Linked DNA regions of Mus musculus: region 1 is linked to region 2. Evidence: chromatin loops called from intact Hi-C (ENCODE). Cell type or tissue: left cerebral cortex. All regions are shown on one strand. Each heading gives the region's core, and the rest is flanking DNA. Links, peaks and the distances in the headings are about the cores only. Region 1 holds the start of Gm36243 (a long non-coding RNA gene). Region 2 holds the start of Gm36163 (a long non-coding RNA gene).

Evidence for each region. A loop is a pair of places that touch in the nucleus more often than their neighbours do. Peaks named below come from ENCODE experiments on the same cell type or tissue, not always from the same donor. Only the 100,000 strongest peaks of a DNase experiment are listed, where the experiment ranks them.
Region 1: a loop joins it to region 2, with 4 times the contacts of the local background. A loop is called at or near these places in 4 of 42 quality-filtered maps.

What each region holds. Positions count from the first base shown.
Region 1 is chr8:91,209,051-91,219,900 of GRCm38, forward strand. Rpgrip1l (Rpgrip1-like) reads right to left here. Exons shown (of 26, transcript NM_173431.2): 26 at 7,980-10,850. Gm36243 (a long non-coding RNA gene) reads left to right here and starts at 1,533. Exons shown (of 6, transcript XR_003947579.1): 1 at 1,533-1,841; 2 at 4,648-4,711. In left cerebral cortex, for the core only: no CTCF peak of the experiment used is centred there; DNase peaks (open chromatin) are centred at 6,051, 8,127, 8,636 and 9,403; H3K27ac peaks cover 2,013 bases.
Region 2 is chr8:91,267,002-91,275,001 of GRCm38, forward strand. It overlaps Rpgrip1l (Rpgrip1-like), which reads right to left. Exons shown (of 26, transcript NM_173431.2): 13 at 7,289-7,468; 14 at 6,610-6,727; 15 at 3,098-3,550. It overlaps Gm36163 (a long non-coding RNA gene), which reads left to right and starts at 6,746. Exons shown (of 5, transcript XR_003947578.1): 1 at 6,746-7,065. In left cerebral cortex, for the core only: a CTCF peak has its summit at 1,145 (motif pointing left); DNase peaks (open chromatin) are centred at 3,444, 6,108 and 6,696; H3K27ac peaks cover 1,425 bases.

The DNA.
Region 1 (10,850 bases), core at 2,581-10,580, 55 kb before region 2:
ACCCGAAACTGACAGTAGGCACTAGGGAGTAAATGAATATTTTCTTGTGGAGTGATGGAAATGTTTGCAAAGTAGAAAGACGTGGTTGTATGACACTGTGAATGAACTAATGCCACCAAACTGTTCACTTTCACATAGGCAGTTTTATGTCATGTCAATGTCACTGCAGTGAAAGCCACCTCCCTAGACCCCTAATATTGGACGGCTGGTGGAGTAGGAGCTCTTGGCATGTCCTCTCAGCTTTGTGACAGGCTTCTTCACCACTGTCTGCTTTGCATCTTTGCTCCGGAGAGCTCTCATGTTTATCTGATTTCGTCTCTTCATGTAAGCTCCCCCTCCTGCCTAGAACACTAGAGGATTGCTTTCTTTTGCTGTAATTTTGAGTGGTTTTACTTGGATAACTGCTCAGGTTTTTCAAAGCTGAATGCTTGGAAGCAATTTTTCCTACCTGCTGGGCAGCTCTTTCTTGCAGGGGCACTGTCCTATTAGCGCTTTCATGTTAGCTCAGAATCGCTGTATTTTATTATCAGTATCTCTGGTCCCACTTTTCCTCTGGGTCTATCTGCCTGCTTTTTCACTGATCTCTACTTTATTTTCTGCCAGTCTCTCGTCTCTTTCCTTCTACCCACTACCTTTTCTCAGTCTACATTTAGCTGTATTTTTTTCCCCTCTGAGGTATCTTGTAACTTTACTTCAGAGTTAATTTTTTTTCTTCAAATTCTTTCCTAAAGTCAATTCCCCACCTTAGAAATCCAAGGTTTTCAACTTCCACTTGAGTTTTAAGATTCCTGATTTGTGATTTCACGCCCTGTGCAAAGGTTTACTCTTACTTGATGCAGGAGGAATGTTGTAATGCAATGTTCTGTTGAATTCAAGCCGCTGTTTGCTTTTGCAATTTTCCATCCTCTGAAAAGCTTTTCTTTTTCTCTTTGGTTTCTTGAGACAGGGTTTTTCTGTGTAGCCAGGCTGGCCTCAAACTCAGAGATCTGCCTGCCTCTGCATCCCAAGTGCTGGGGATTAAAGGTGTACACCATCACCTGCTGAAAACCCAAGAAGAGCAGCATAAAACCAAAACATAGCTGATAAATGAGGCTTCATTTCTTTCTTTTTTTAAAGTTTTTTTATTCTTTTTTTTAAAGATTTATTTATTTATTTTTGTATATAAATATACCACCATTGCTCTCTTCAGACACACCAGAAGAGTGCACCAGACCCCATTACAGATGGTTGTGAGCCACCATGTGGTTGCTGGGAATTGAACTCAGGACCTTTGGAAGAGCAGTCGGTGCTCTTAAACACTGAGCCATCTCTCCAGCCCCCACTTCATTTCTTCACATATTTATTTCAGTTAATCACTGATAGGAATTTACCAAATGAGTTTATTTCATTATCAGTTATCATTAATGATGTCATTCCCCCCCCCCCCAATCAGGTTGGTGAGTGACCAAATCTCACTTGTGACACAAGTCCCACTCCTGTGACCTACTTCATAGGGCCACTTCTGATGGTCTGTCTTCTTAGCCTGGCTTTCCTGAAAGTAAGCAGATCTTCAACAAGGCTTCCCTGCAGACAGTCTCTGAGCCAGGAAGGAGGGACTGGGAGGAATAAGAGGATTGGATGGAGAAGTCAACACACAGCTGTGTTTTAAAATTGATTACCTCTATGAGTGCTGTGGCTTGATACTGCTAGACCCTTTGAGGATCCACATAGAATACATCTCCATTGTCCATCAGAACAACAGAGAAGGGAATAAGTATTCTTCCAGGGCATTCTGATCCCATTGGCCGTGAGTTTGCTCAGACTACTAACACTCGTGAAAAGGTGAAGGTAAAGATTGAGAGGTAGGTCTAAAAGATGTAGCATAGTACTTCTTACACTTCTATACTATATTACACTTCTGAGACTCATCAGCTAGGGGATCACCACTGTCAAACACTTTTGAACATGTGAATGATAGTAACCTTAGTGTTTAGTTTTTCTTCAAATAAGCTAAATTGTTGTTGGTGGTGGTGGCAGGGAGGTGTTCCATCGATGACCCTTTCAATGATAGTTGCCAAACCATCCCTAGTGTTGGCTGCCTTGAGTGGGGTCCTGTTAACTGAACCATCCGCATCCCTCTTTTTGCAACTGGCTTGCCTGTCATCATGATAACCTAGGTGTTCTAAACACTTTCTGGAAAGTATTCATGTTCCAACTATAAAAGACATGTAGCCATTAGTGCTGCTAAGGTCAACATAGAGCCATTGCCGCAAACTTTGCTTCAAGAGACCTGCTCCCCGAGTCACAATGGTTCTAGACCATACCAGTACTGGAACACTTTACTCTGGTGGCCTCCAGATGACCCTGTTTTCACAGCTCCATATGCCTGCATCCCCAGACCTGGTAGCAGCCGACTTCATAAAATGGGCAGGAAGAGGAACATTTCTCCAGTATACTTAGCAAAAAGCTTGTGATTGATGGGAGAGAGGCCATAATTATGTGAGTTTCATGTTTTCTGAGTCCAGACTCAAATTGTGGAGGACTTGTTTTAATACTAATTTTCTCCCTTCAAGACCCAAATGGATGTTTGAGAGCTAATTCAGGTCATTAGGCATGGGACGAGTGCCTTTACGAACTGAACTACTGCTGGCTCTGCAATAAATCATTCGTAAATCTGCCCTTTTTTATTCTGGAAATTTTTTAAAAAAGATTTTATTATTATATGTAAGTACACTGTATCTGTCTTTTAGACACACCAGAAGAAGGCGTCAGATCTCGTTATGGATGGTTGTGAACCGCCATGTGGTTGCTGAGATTTGAACTACTTTTGGTAGCTACTTTTGTGTTTCCTTTCCTCTCCTGTCTCTTCAGACTTGTAAGTTCCCACGTGACCATAAATCCCTCCCCTTCCCTTCTCTTTAGTGTTCTCTATTTCCAGTGCACCAGATCTCTTTAGTGGTATATGATTAGACTATCCAGTCAACTTTTTTTTTTTTTAATGGCTTTTCAAGACAGGGTGTACTGGCTAGTTTTGTGTCAACTTGACACAGCTGGAGTTATCACAGAGAAAGGAGCTTCAGTTGAGGAAATGCCTCCATGAGATCCAACTGTAAGGCATTTTCTCAATTAGTGATCAAGGGGGAAAGGCCCCTTGTGGGTGGGACTATTTCTGAGCTGGTAGTCTTGGTTCTATAAGAGAGCAGGATGAGCAAGCCAGGAAGGAACATCCCTCCATGGCCTCTGCATCAGCTCTTTCTTTCTGACCTGCTTGAGTTCCAGTTCTGACATCCTTTGGTGATGAACAGCAGTGTGGAAGTGTAAGCCGAATAAACCCTTTCCTCCCCAACTTGCTTCTTGGGCATGATGTTTGTGCAGGAATAGAAACCCCGACTAAGACACAGTGTTTCTCTATATAGCCCTGGCTGTCCTGGAACTCACTCTGTAGACCAGGCTGGCCTTGAACTCAGAAATCCACCTGCCTCTGCTTCCCAAGTGCTGGGATTAAAGGCGTGTGCCACCACGCCTGGCTCTAGTCAACTCTTATTTTTAGTTGCAATTTTTGCTTATAGAATTTACACTTGGATCTTAAAATAATGTCCAAATCCTCCTCGGAACATCGCAGGTTGTTTTTTTGGTATGACATCATATTGGATGCTACTTGGAAGTTACTAGGTGACTGCTACTTGATATTGCCTTGCCATGTAGTCTTGACTCCTTGAATTACTACTTTAAATGTGTATTTTGCAAACATTGTTATGAGCTGAAATAGTAATTTGAGGATGTAGAGGGTAGATTTTAGAGTTATGTCTCTGACAGTGATAGGCTGTGGTCCCAGCAACCTGAGATTACCTTAATCATTCAAAGATGGGGAGAATGAAACGGGTCCAGACTGGATGGTCTGCTTTCTATTACCATTGTCTTGATGTCTTAGGCTTTTATCCTGACTGAAATGTGGAGGACTTGGGTCTGTAGTTCAATAGCAACTTCTTTCCTTCAAGACCCAGAAGCCTATGAAGGTTCTGTGTAGTCTTTGATGCTCATGTTCAACCTGGCAGGTGCCTCTGAGGAGAGCAGCCCCAGTGCTAGACTTGTCCTCAAGGCTGTCATTAGGCTGGACCCTGTAGTGTGACATCCCAGATAGCCAGATGACACTTTTGACAAATTATGTCTAGTGGTCTCAACAGAAGGGTGGTTCAGACCATCAAATTCACTAACACTTGGTAGAACGCCATCCTGCTGCGAAAGGTTCATTTTAAAAACCACAGACTCCTCTATTTTGGCACTGAAATGCTAGAAACAAGGGTAGACTTCAAAAACATGGTTTAAAAAAATTATGTGGAAAAAAGCAAACTGTATAAACAATGTCTGCAGTCTGACACTTATGTAAATAAAAAGCAAAACAGTTCTATACATATTTTGTGGGCATGTGTATGTGTTTACATACAAATGGTAAACTGGTGGGTGAGAAACAGGTCTGGATTAGGGGTGCTGTGTAGCAGGAGACTTTAACCATCTGTATTCTGGTGTATAATGAGCGTATAGGTATTTGGTATTTGTGTTATTTTTAAAATTTTTATTCATTTAAAAAACATAGCAAACAAACATGCCCAGATGTGGAAGACTACTGGTTGGTGGGGTAACTGGGTGGCTCTGTCTCGTTGTCTTCAGCTCTTGATGTCCCAACTGACAGCTGCTAAGAAGGTTTGATCCTCATCTTGTATTCTTATGGAAGGTGAGTACAGAATTCCCTTTCTGTTAGAACCTTTATTTTGGATGTTCTTGGACCAACTAAGGCAATTCCCAATAGAGAAGGGTTTGGGAGAACTCAAGCTTCTTAGCTCAACAATGCCCTCTTCTGTTGCCACAGCCTGTTTAGTTTCTGCAGGAAATGTCCACTTTTTATTGACAATTTAATTTTATTTATTGTGTTTCCTGGGGAGCCATGGTTTTCACCTGGTTTCCTCCTTTATTTCAGTAAATATCTCCAAGGATTCTCTCCCTTTTCCAAAATGGCCTTCTAGCTGCTGTATCTGTTCCTGCACACTCCACGTTGTTTCCTCTTCCCCTAGATCTAAAGATCTGACTCTGCCAAGTGAGTTAGTTTGCTGCTGCCATGAAAAAAATATCTGAGATAAAATTGATTTTGATTCACAGCTTCAGGTTTTCACTTGGCCATGTCATTTCCAGCCTGTGAAAAGGCAGAGCATGAGAGCAATGAGTGCATGGAAGACAGTGGGCATCTGGGACACTGGGGGGTGGGGTGGGGTGGGGCTAGGGCTCAATATCTCCTTAAGAGCACGTTCCCAATAACTGAACCTCTTCTTACTAGGATCCACTACCTTCCAATAGCAACCCAGGCTGATGACACCTTTAAGTCATGAGCCTCTAGGGGACATTCTAGACACAAACCACAACAGCAGGCCTCACTCACACCTGCTCTCGATATTCAGCCTCTGGGTTGGCTGGTCCCTCTCCTTTGCTGGCATCATCTGTGCTCTTCCAGCACTTGTATTCTGTCAGCCCTCCTGGTGTGTGCAGCCCAGGCTTTGCTGGCGATGGGTTCTGAGCTGACATTTACTTATTTCCCTCATTAATGCACAAAAGTATTTGTAGGTTCTGCTTGTCCCTCTGTCCTACAGTGGGCTATTTCATGTCCCATTAGAATCCCTGACAATAACATGCTAAGGTCTTTTTTCGACTGAAAATGAAAACATGCATTTTAGAATTTAGAAAGTCTTGTGTCTTAGCTATCGTTTTTTGCTACCTGCTTCTAACTTCATTGCCTTTGCTTAGAGTAGTGTGGGCTACAAGATCTGAGGCCTCTGGAAACAGATTTCCTTTATGGTTGAATATGCTGTTGATCTTCTTTTGAATGTTCCATGTGTGTTCTATCTCTGTCTAAGCTTTGTGATTATGCTAAACAGGCCTTTTCAACATCTCTGATCTGCCCTCTCTGGGGAGGTTAAAACCTATGACTAAAATTAACGCAGCTGTAACATTCTCTTGCCTGTTGCTTGCTGTATTTTGAGGCCAAGTTTCTTGGTGCACTCATGCTGGAGCACACACATCCATGGCCCACTGCTCCCTCAAACAGTACAAAGCCTTTGTCTTTCGTTTTCTACTGTGAACTCTCCTAGTCTTATAGGGAAGTAGTTAAGCTGCCCTAATGTGTATAGATTCGGTATGTCTGTCTGGGGTTCTTTCTTCTTTGTCTGGGTTTGAGAGAAGTCGATCTTGGTTGTGTGAATAGATATCTCAAGCATTCTTCCAAAAATTCTCTTGCTGTTAATAACATGTGAACCTATGCCAAAGCAGATCTGTACCAAAGATCTTGAATTTGGAAAAATGTTTATTTTAGACATTTATAAAACGTCCTTTTTGCTTCCTGACCAGGGCTGCTGGAGAGCTGCCTGAGGGTCTGCCTCTGTGACCTGAAGCTCAGGTACAAATATCAGTTCCAGAAGGGCTGTGATGGCCCGCCATGCAAATGAAGTCTTTGCCATGAATGGTGACATGCACTGCCATCCAGCTACTTGGGAGATTGAGGCAGGAAGGCTTAGAGTTCAAGCCAGGAATGCCAGGTTCGTCTGTACAGTAACCCCCTCCCACTGCCATCTCCAAAGAATAGAGACAAATCTTTGTACAGTGGAGCATATGGAGAAGCCCCAGGAATTACCACAGAGGCTGATACCCAAAGAAAGATACCAAGCAAACAGAGAGGAAGGAGTGAAGGAGGTGTGTCCGCTTTCAAAAGTTAAGTGCACTGGGCAGGAGGCTCACAGGTTCAAGGAAGCTGGGGCTAAGTAACCGAGCTCCGGGCCAGCGTGAGCTGCATACTGAGGTAGTCTAGAAAACCAAGGCTAAGCAGCCAGCCCAGCAAACGGTAGTCAGGCAGGCAGATGCAAGTGTTTGATTGAATAGAAGAATGGAAAGAATGGGTGACAGGAAGATAAGAGTTAAAGTATTAATTTAAAAAAGAAAAGAAAATAGGGGCTGGAGAGATGGCTCAGTGGTTAGAAGCACTTGCTGCTCTTGCCGAGGGTCTGTTTGGTTCCCAGCACCTGCATGACAGCTCACAATGTCCCATACCTCCAGCTCTAGTGCATCGAACAACCTTTCCTGACCTCTGCAGACACCCTTGCTCATATACACATACCCACACAATGACAAACATATATACATAATTAAAAAGAAAATAAATATTTAAAAGCAAACAAAAACGAATGGGTTAGTGAACGGAGAAATGAGGCTGCTATAGTAATGAGACCATGGTTGTCTAGAGAGTGTGAAGGGTCAAAAAGGTACAGATCTCAGAGGGGAAGCCACATTCTGTTTGACAGTGCCTGACTTCGCTCCCGAGCACAAAGCATTTGGAAAACAAAGCAGTGTCAGGGTAGATGGTGCAAGCCGACTTTGTCTTTAATCCCAGTGCTCAGCTGGCAGAGGCAGGCAGAGTTCCATGAGTTTGAGGACAGCCTGGTCTATATAGTGAGTCTCAGGCCAACCAGGGCTGCATAGTGAAATCCTGTAAAAAATAAAATAAAATAAAAAAGAGGAAAGGGAAGAAAAATAAATGAAAACTGTTTAGGACAAAAGGAACCATACCGGTAGTGTGGGCTTCCAGGAGTGGGATCATGTGGTGCCATCCTCTGGCAACATTTTGAGACGGAAGTGAAAAATTCTCCCTTGCCAGATGAAAGAGGATATTTTCTAATTCTGTATGCTTAGCTTTAAAATGTTTGTTTCTATTACTCTGATATTTTCTGGTTGACCTTGAGGCTGTTTGGTTCTGGAACAGAAGGGATGTAACGCTGTTGCCCCTACTCATGGATTTAATTAGGTGTGGTGCCCACTCTATACCAAATCATGGCTCTAGCTTCTCTCTGTTAAGGTAGTCGGAGGCCTTTGGGCGTGGGTGACTTACTAATGTACACTCTTACTGCTAGGACCACCTCTCTACTGTCAATCACTTGATCCTTTCACAACCCAAAGTCTCTTCCTTGGTGTTTTATGTTACACAAAGATCACACTTTATTCTCATATTTGTTCACAGACATGATTCACATTTTGCAATCCTGTACATAAGGAAATCATTCTAAATTCAGCAACAGTGCCAGCTTGACTAAAAAAAGTTATTTTCCATATCCACAAAAATGTTAATCAGATTCTTGTTAGAACATGTGTAAGAGCTGGTTTTCATTGTCACAGCTCTTGATGTCAGATTACTAAAATAATTTATGTTTTGTTGTGGGAACATTGGTGCACGCAGAGTCTCCCAAATCACATGACCACGTCTCAGCCCACACTTCTTCATGACACATAGAAATTATTTGTGTTCTGTGGTAACAAATGAATGGCAGGAACAGCAGAATTTCAATGTGGCCTTTCTTTATTTGATTAAACATAGACTCTATTTATTCTTAAAAAAACTAATTTAAGTTAAATGGCAACAAACCATGATAATTCAGAAAACATGTTGAAACCGAGAGTGAAGAGAAATATTCTCTACGTAAACCACACTGTAAACCATAAAACTTATTTTTGTCAACTGCTTCTCATGACAGTGGCTGGGAATTTGACATTTCTACTACAGTAGGCAAAAAAACCATGTATAATACACTGTCCCACACGCCACATCACATCTCTATTTATATTTCCAAACTAAAAGCATTACAGCTCTAGAGTGCTGAGTGTACTGTGCAGTTACTGAGAGCTGCAAGTTCTCCTCCAGGGCTGTGTCTGTGTGAGTGGAACCCCCACTTCCCAGCCATCCTCTACAGAGCAAGCCTGGTTCACAGAGGACAGCACAGCACTTTAAACCAGTGGAGGTGAACTTTTCAATGAACTCTGGTTAACACACATCTAGACAAAGATGCCAGTGCACTTCAAGTGAGGACACTCACTTGATCTCTCTCTTCAGAACCCGTTAGTCACCGTTATATGTGAAGTCAGTACCGGGAACGCTGGCAGGAGTCTGAGGCTGAGAACTTTAAAGCTAGTAGATATAAGAGAAGCCTGGATAATCCACAATCTTACCTGAGGTATAAATATGACACAGCTGACTCACGTGTAGAAGGTCTTTGGATTGTAACTTCCTGTCTCCACTTAACGACGGACGCTAAGAAGTCAGCACCACCCCGTTCCCCCCCCAGAGAAAGCATTATTTAGTTTTGGATATAACATTTTAAACAATAATGCCTGCCTCCTAGGAGCACACCACAATAAATGTCTCAAACCCACTCGGCTAATCCTAGGGTATAATCTGGCTGTTTTAAATTACTGCAGGGAATATTATGGGTCTTAATGACACTGTAGCTGCACAAAGCCAAAGAAAGCTAGAAAGGGAGGCCAAGAAGATGAGCTCAGAGCCAGCTAAAGTGACAACAAACATGTGGTTGTTTACTAGAACTGGAGAGCCTTTGTCTGCAGATGTTTGTGGTCACTGGAAGGTTCCAGAGGAATGAGTTGTTATGAAGATTTTTCAGTCTGATGAGAGCAAGATTCTTCTTGGAGATGGCAGGCCTGAGGACAGGGGTGCCCAGTGGTACAGACAGAATTTATAGAGTTCTGTGGTCAGATCATACTCTACTGGTCCCACAGAGTGCGCCAACAAATTAATATCGTACGGATGTCATTTCAAAGCCTCCCAAGGAGGAGTCATCACCGAAGCTGTTGGAGCACAGATGGTTCAGCTATACGCTGATATTCATACTTGCATTTTTGCATTATAGCTGCTTTTCCCCCTGTTGAACTGTAATGAATTGTCTCATAATCTGTTCCATCTTCCTGCCATTAGCAGGCTTTGAATGTTCACAAATAGGAGCAAAGAACTCATTTTCCAGGACTTTAATCACACAAAGAGGGAATGCCTAATTCTCTAAATGAAATGGTCTGTGATCACTGAAGCAGAGATTTAATATAGCACGGCAAATTAGGTAGATTTTAATAAATTACTTATCTCCCTGAATACTTTACATATGCTTAAAAAGGAATAGCCTGTTTGCAAACAGTGAAAACCCACAGCCTATAAAAATCCTTTGAAGAAAATGACAAATAAAAAAGTAAATTAAAAAATGAAATGCATTATATCTCAGACCCCCAGAGACAATTCCTTTGCAGCACTGATTCACAGCTCCATTAAAAATATCAATTAAACCCTTCAGCGAGACTGCGTAAAAGCGAGAAATTAACTTTTGGAGCTGCTTTCTGAGGGTCTGGATATCCAGATACATCCCAGCACTGAATAAGCTTGATTGATGTAAGTTTAAAAATGATAAAGGGCCTCCTTTCATATCTAAGCATTTTAGAATTTGAGCCATACTTTAATTTTTTTCTATACAATAACTTTAATTTTTAAAGTATAGATTTCCTGTGCATCTATCTATCTATCCATCCATCCATCCATCTTTATATGAATACAACCCTGGATCCAGCATCAGCATCAAAAATGCACTGATACCACATAACCTGGAACAACTACAATGTTTATAAAGAAACAAAATAGGACTGGGAGTAACTTAATAAGTTGGTGCCAAGTCTCCTTCTTTATATTTAATTGATAGAAACTGTATGCATCAAAGAAAATGCATACTGAGCTTTAATGTGCATAAAGTAGATATTAGCATTTTAAAGAGGGAGATTAACACATTAATCCAAGTAATTTTCATATATTGCTTCTAATAAAATCTTCACAGTATAAAAGTCTTAATGAGACTAATCAGAGGCGTTCCATTTAGTGGGACAATTAGGGATAACATAAAAAGCATTTCTTTTTCATTGGTTTCCTAAGATTTTAGGCTTTTACTTATGAAAAATAAAAATGGGAACTACTCCTAGTTCTTCATAAGAAAATGTGGCAAATGCAAATAGAT
Region 2 (8,000 bases), core at 1-8,000:
TAACAAGGAAGGCCCAAGTGAGGATGTTTCAATCCCACTTAGAAGGGGGAAGAAAATAATCAGGCGAGGAAGAGGGAAGGACCTGGGTGGAAGAAGAGATGGGAAGGGGAAAGGAGGGACATGATGAGGTACTGGGGGGAGACAGGAGAGAAGCCCAGAGGACAGGAGAATGAGTAGAAGCAGCATGCAGCTGTGGGGATGGGGATGGGTGGGACTGGGGAACTTTTTCTCTACTTATATTTAAATGTAGTATTTCCTTGACCTTGACCCCACCCCTGATATTCTCTCCTCTGTTTGGCTGAGTCTAGTCTATTGGTGACATTTTCCACTGTGGGTTTTTAAATTTTGAAAAACTGAATTTTTCCCTTTTACCATCTCTCTGCCTCCACCACCCCCTCCAAATCTTAATTTTCTTGGATTTTTTTAAATCCATTTTGCTGACTTTTTCCTCAGTGTTGTTGAACTTTTTCTCCAGGTGCTAAACTGAATTAATCTTGTCTGTGTATCTTCTTTACAGCTACTCGTAACTTTTATTAGTGAGCCCTTGGTGTCTTCACCAGTGCTCTCACCCCCTTGAGTATGTTGGTGTCCAGCAGTTAAGGACTTAAGTACCTGTGACCCCCCCCCCCTCCTGAGACAGGGTTTCTCTGTGTAGCCCTGGCTGTCCTCGAACTCGGAACTCTGCCTGCCTCTGCCTCCCGAGTGCTGGGATTACAGGCGTGCCCACCATGCCCGGCAGACTTGTGATTTTGAGGAGTCATGCTTCTTCTTGCCTTTTCATGTTTCTTGTCTGTGATTTGTGTTTCTATTTGCTTGGATATTGATCCCAGTTTTATTTGAGGATTTCCTTAGTGAGCAGCTTACACTTGAGGGCCCATTCCCTAGTATCAGAGAGCAAAGACAACTTAAATGAATTACAGTCCACTGTCACACCAGCAGCCACCACACCATGGCAGATGGGAAACTACTGTGGAGTGTGCTATCAAGTTAAACACTGTTTAGGGGAAACGTGGAAGTAGAAACAATAAAAAGGAGCCAGAGGGCTGGAGAGATGGCTCAGTGGTTAGGAGCTCTTCCAGAGGTCCTGAGTTCAATTCCCAGCAACCACATGGTGGCTCACAGTCATCTGTAATAGGATCTGATGCCCTCTTCTGGTGTGTCTGAAGACAGCTACACTGCACTCATAAAAATAAATAAATCTTTTAAGAAGAAAGGGTAAACAAAGAGATCAGGGTTAAATAAAGACAGGAAAAATATGGGGCTGGGAAGAGTGTTGTGGTTGGGAAGAGAAAAAAACCAACAACAACAACTACCACCACCACCACCACAACAACAACCACAACAACAGCAGCCACCACAACCACCACAACAACAACCACAACGAGATTCCCTTCCTAAAGAAGAAAGCTTAAAAAAGATTAGAAAATTATAAGGATATGACTAATGTAAAAACTCCCAAACCTGTAAGATAAAGTAAAGGTTTCCTAGAGCTATAGTGGGGGGGGGGGGGTAAACACAATCAGTGGTGACAGAGAGCTAAAAGCCTGTACTTTATAAGGTAACTAAAACATAATGAAAAAACATGAAGGACTTGAATGGAAGTCCCTAAATGGTTAGACCATATGCTCCCACAGGCCTTTTATTTTTATTTTATTTTATCTTATTAAAAAAAAAAACATGATATTCAGGGCCAGGTACAGAACTGCATCTCTATGAGGTGTCGCTGAGGGCAGCCCCAGAGTCTCTGAAAACAATGCAGGCTATGGCCACTGCTCTTGTCCCCCAGAACTAAATGGTAAAACACTATTGGTGGGCTCATCACACACTCTGAATACAGGACACAGGAGAATGAACCTGGACCTAAGCTGGAAGCTTCCCTCTGGTGGCTGGCTTCCACAGTGCCAGACAGTGCTGCAGCTGCAAGGAGAAAAGCCATCACTGGGCATACACTGTGTGGACTTTACAGGCTATGATACTAACCTCCTGGGCAAGAAATGCCTACAGGTATGACAGTGCCATGGTTGGTTTGGAGGTAACCACCTGCTATCTGAATACATTTGGGGATTGCTCTATGGGAGAGAATATTTGCTTGTCCTGTAAACATGGTCAAAAGTATATGGGGGGATGAAAGAGGGTAATGGGCACTGAATATACATTGTGTGTATATGCATACATAAATATACATATATAAAATTGTTAGTTAAAAATAATAAATTAATTAAAAAGTATTTTGGTAGAAGAAAAGAGTGGAAACATAAGAATAAAAAACAATTTTAAAAAGTTGAAAATGAAATAGATTCCCCAATAATACATGTATAAACAAAATTAGATTAAATATTTAAAGATATAAGTAAAACCCTAATTTTTCAATATTGTCAAGTGAAAACACTACTGCAACAAGTGTATGAAAAGAAAAGTATGAGACATTAGAAAAAAAAAAGAGAACAAACAAGATGAAGTGTTAAGATGGTTTCTTTTGGACATGATTTCAGTTATGTGCTCAGACGTTGGGGGAGGGTCCAGATGAAGTGGACTCATCTTTCCTGTGATGTGTGCTGGTGATAAGTCTGGATTGCACATGACTCGGATGTCTGCTAGAGCTCTTTTTACCTTAGTTATTTCTCTTCTTTACATACCATGGGCCTGTGGTGGCTACTCTGAACTTTACAGTTGGTGTGCATGCATGTGTGTGTGTGTGTGTGTGTGTGTGTATGTGTGTGTTCTTCCTCTCTAGGCATAGCCTTTGTCTGCCTTATTTGCCACTAACTACTATTCCTAGAATGCAGTAACAGTGTTGGCAAGTCCTTATCAGCATGAGAAATGTAGTACAACTAACATTTGAATTAAGCATGAGTCTCAATCTCAAAGTAAGCAGTTGACTTTGTAAGTTTAATGGCCATTCATAATGGTTGGAAGCATTAATAGCTATTTGCACCATCATTCATGACACTAAAGAGAGTTCAGTCACTTGTGAGGAAAGATCACTGTCCCTACCCAAAATGCCCTTAATGTGTGAGATAAGAATAATTTAGTATGCTAGTGAACGCATAATCCAACCTAGATATTAAAACATCCAAAGATCATAAACTGTACTTACCAACTAAGCTTGTTGTGCAAAAAATTCTACCACTTTTTTCTAGAATCTCATGGAATCTCAACTGACACGCTGCAATTGTTTCGTAATCTGTGCTGTGGGCTTGGTGGAGCTCCAGCGTGACAGTGTTCTTCTGAATGTACTGCAAAAATAAGTCATTGACGTGGACCAGATACTGAGAAGTGAAGTTATACTCCGGGTAAAGGCCTCGCACTATGGGAGTAGTCTGCAGTTCAAAGTCATAGAAAGCGTAGGTACAGAAAGTGACAAGTTCTTTATCACCAGATGCCCGAAGGACTTCAGAAGAAAAGGTGACTTTGTTGATGTGGATTTCAAAGAGATTTTCTCCTCGTTCTAGGTGGATGGTTTCATCAAATTCATCAACTGAGTCATCTGGCATGATTTCTGGTTTAAATTTGTACTGCTTAGTGCCATAGGCAATATCCTTTAACTGGGCTGCAAGAGAAGACACATTTTAGAGATGTTAAAACATATGCAGATGCAAATGAGCTTCTGCAGTGGCCGGATGTCTGGGTGTTTCAGGGAATATTCTCCATCTTACAGTCTATAACTGTACTGTTATTCTCTGCAAATGGTGCTCATTAACAACAACAAAACCCCCCAAGACTTGCTTTAACACTAGTCATTAAACAACAAAATCACAACTTCAAAATATATGCAACTGTAATTCATGAGTTTACAGTTGAAGACTGAAAATGAGAAGCAGCACACCTACAGTTAAGGTGTGCTGCTAAGGTAGCCTTAGCCAGGAATAGGAACAAGAAAGATGAGTCAGAGCTGAGGTCACAGGCACCGTGCACTCCTCCAGCTTTGCGATATCTGTTATCTTTCCTCTTACAAAGTCAATCTCTCTTTTCCTGGATACCACCTCTTTAGCTGACTAAGACATGTCTGCTTCTACTTTGGGGGAAGTAATATTGATTATGTTAATAGTTTCATAGGCCTAAACTAAACAAATTTATTCTTTAAATGTGCAGTTAAAGGTACATCAGTTACATTTTATAAGGCTAATTTTATAGGTTATGCATCTTTGTATATGCACAGCTTGGAATAAAATGTGTCTCCAACTTCTCCTCTAAGATCCCCCCACCCCCCCCCGCTTTGAGATCCTCTTCAGATGATGTCAGGAGGTAGTGCAGCTCTAGATCTGGCACTGCTGGGTCTTCTGCTATTTCTTTTTGTTTCCACCTGATGAGTGCTCTCCGTTTTAAACTATTACTCTCTTTTGCTTCTGTGTCATTGTCCCCTCCTTCTCTCATTTTCTCCCCATCCTTTGGGGTTTTTCTTTTTCTGCTATTTTGTTGGGTTCTACAAAGCTAAGCGACTTTATACTCTTAGTTATTGAGGATCCCAAAAGTCTTTTGATAACAATTTATACTTTTTGTTATTGATCATACTGAAAAGAAAAATTAATTTTAAATATTCAAATATTAATTTTAAATCTTTTAATACACAAAATAATAACAACCTATTACATGTTAATGCAAATCATAGTATTTATTCTTTCAAAGTTGTAATTTCCAAAAAACGAGAAAAGTGTCATTATTTTAATCTTTTCAACTTTTAAGAAATGTTTTTTAAAAATATTTTTACAAATGTCTTAAGGATCTTGAAAACACCTGGAATATGAATCTGTGGCCGTGTTTAATTTGTTATGATATCAGACATCATATAGTCCCAGAGAAACTCCATTATAAACTTGTAAGAGAATAAAAATGAAAAATCACATTATTAATGCTACTCTAAGACTCGTCTTATCCTTGCAGACTTCTGCATCAGCTTAGGAGAGCCTTGGGGCTTCCCAGACTGTACTTTGAGAGCTTCTTGTCTCTGAAGAAGAACTAAGTGTCTTGATCTGACTAAACAGAACTTTCCAAGAAGTCAAAGAGCACCCTGTCCTTTTTTTTCCAAATAGTAATCAATAAAATTTGTTTAATGCAGTTTTCTTGGTTAAAAGGGAGGTCACCAAGTGAAGACTTCATTCAAGTCCCTGCAAGCCTTTACGGGCACGCTCTGCCTTCGCCCTGTGATCCGTGATTCACTCCACGAGCACTACCAAGCCTCTCAGGGTCCGAAGCAAACTGCTAGAAAGAAAGAACACAGATGGGGAGATGGAAGCCCTGCCCTTAAGGGACTCAGACAACATAGGCTAGTACTGGAAAGAACATATGGCAAGAAAATGCAGCAAGCATCGTCTTGATCTTTTTGTACTGCTTTCACAGACTGTTGTGCTGGAGACCTGAGTGCAGGTCTGCACTGGTTAAACATGCTTTCTCTCCCTGAGCCACACTCCCACACAAGAGATGCACTTTTTCTAGTTACTTGTAAGGGTTGACAAGTTCAACTTGAATGTTCTGTATTTGGCAAGGGTCTTCTCGATATGCTATCCCAAAGCAGAAGGGACCACATTCACTTACAATATACCCAGTGTTTAATAGTGAATCCCACTTCCATCATAGTGGCATTGATCAACTCTTGAGAGCAGAGCCATATGATTTAACTAAATCTTAAACATTCTGTTTGTCAACGTGATTCCATTTGGGGTTCAGTTTCCAATGGAGAAACTCTAGGGAAGACACTTATACCATAGCAACTATCAATGACACAATGACACTATAATACCCATTCTGTCTCCAAGATGCACAGACTTCATATAGAAATTATGAAGCCATTGCACGCTTGCACACACACACACACACAAACACACACACACACACACGGTAGGGAAAGTGACAGAAAGAAGCCAAGGGTTGTTCTGGAGTCTAGCTGGGAGAAGTGCATAGAGATAACTATCACTTGAGATGCAAAGTACAGAAACAGCTGGAGACTGTGTTTAGATATATTCTTAGAATAGATTTCCAGATAGCCCAGGTTGCCCAGGAACCCATCATTGTGCCCAAACTGGCGTCAGACCTGGGTTCCTCCCACACTGTCCTTTGAAAAGCTGGAATTACACGTGTGTACTGCCACACATGGCTTTCTTAGATGATTTCCCTATTTGCTGAAATTTGAAAATCACTATGAGGGTATTTCAGGTAAAGGGATGGTGGCTGAGTCAATCAGAGCCAGCTTCCTGCCATTCTAAGCACCAGATTAGATTGTGTGACACAGTAGGATATTTAATATTGTGATGTCAAGGAAGAAAGGAAGTTTAGGCCAGGAACTGGTGCTAGAAGTGGGGAGAGTGAATCTAGCACAGAGCTGGCTAAGGTACACATGGTGCATAGAAGAAAAATCACAAAGGCCACCGGTGTGAGACTTGAGGCTGTGACACTTTATATAGTGCTTTGAAAGCTTGCCTACAATCCTGAATTTGAAAACAGTAAATTCTTGAAAAATCCTACTAAAAATTCCTGAGTAGAAAAGAATCAGATGAAATAAGTCTTTCTGGTAACTTATTCCAGCTTCAAATTGGGGGAAAAATGAGCAGGAAGATACTGCGATCAAGGGTTTGGAAGGCATTTTCAACTGCCATAAAACTGTGCACATTGTACCTTCAAGCTTTTGGATGCGTGCAGCCCTGATATCGAGAAGATGAACATATTGTTCCACTTTGAGTTCATAATCTTGTTGCAAATTTTCCATTTTCTGAGTCACTGTTTCAACTTCCATCTAAAAATAAGAGACAGAGAGGTTCAGTGCTTATAATTATCCTATTTGCATTGTCAGAGGGCCTTTGAGCCGAGCATTTTAAGATGCAGCGTTAAAGCTTCCATGCTAGGAATCAAACATTTCTAGATAAAAATTTAAAGCTACCATGCAATGAATCAAACACTCCTCGTTAATTTTCAAAACCAGGATGATTTTTCACATCTTCTGGATGACTATCGGAAACTCTAAAGCATGGTGCCCTCCTGTCAGAGAGCTGACAGTGTGTTGATTCCTTTGCTGTGCTGACCTGGACAGCCTGGCGGGCTTTAGGACGAAAACTGTGACAACACTGAATACAGGTGAGATTACTGCCACTAGGCTCCTCCAAAGCCAAGGCTTGAATCATTTGTTTTTATACTATGCATCTCAACTCTCTAGTTACAGGGCTAAAAGCCAGGAATGTATTAGTAATATTTAATAGTAGGTGACTATAGATAATAAAAGATAACGCAAAACGTTTCTCTGACAACCATCAGGAGAATATCACAGAAAGTATACCTTCTCAAGTTAGTGAGACAGTACCTGATAGTCTTTATTTATTTTATGTTGCATAATTAACATATTTCTTGTCTTTTCAAGTTCTTGTACTGTTTCTGCATGAGTTGCTTGAAGCTCTTTCATGGATCGGTCTAGATCTTTATTGATTTTGCTGTCCACTTTTTCTAAAAATGAAAGATCTCCATTTTTTTGTTCTTTTTGAGCCTAAAGTAAAACCACAGTTTTTTTTTTTTAGTTGAAACAAGGATGTACAGAATATGGCCATATGATTTAACATGATAAATCAAGAAACGTTCAGTTGAACTCATGATCTTCCATTTTTCTACTATGACTAAAACAGTGCTAATATATATGGATGCACAGACATTTGGAACAATTACAGAGAAATAAAAAGAGTTTATAACCTTCATAACAAAAATGAAACCACAGACAATTTTTTTCATCTGATTAAAATGTGCATTATAATATAAACAGAAAAAGTGTATATGTTCCTCAGAACTAGACAAGGCCTTGACTTATGGTTCAACACCTCACCTTAGAAGACAAGCTTTGTTTTACAGTGGGCCAGGTAAAAATAAAGTGTTTGTTGAGGTTAAAGGGTTTTAAGTAAGAGTGCTGAGGTCTATTTTAATGTGTCTTTGATGTCACTATGAAATATGCATATGCCGTAACTAACCATTTCCTGAGCATTGCTCTCTCTCTCCTCCCTCCCCTACCATACACACACTTGCACTAA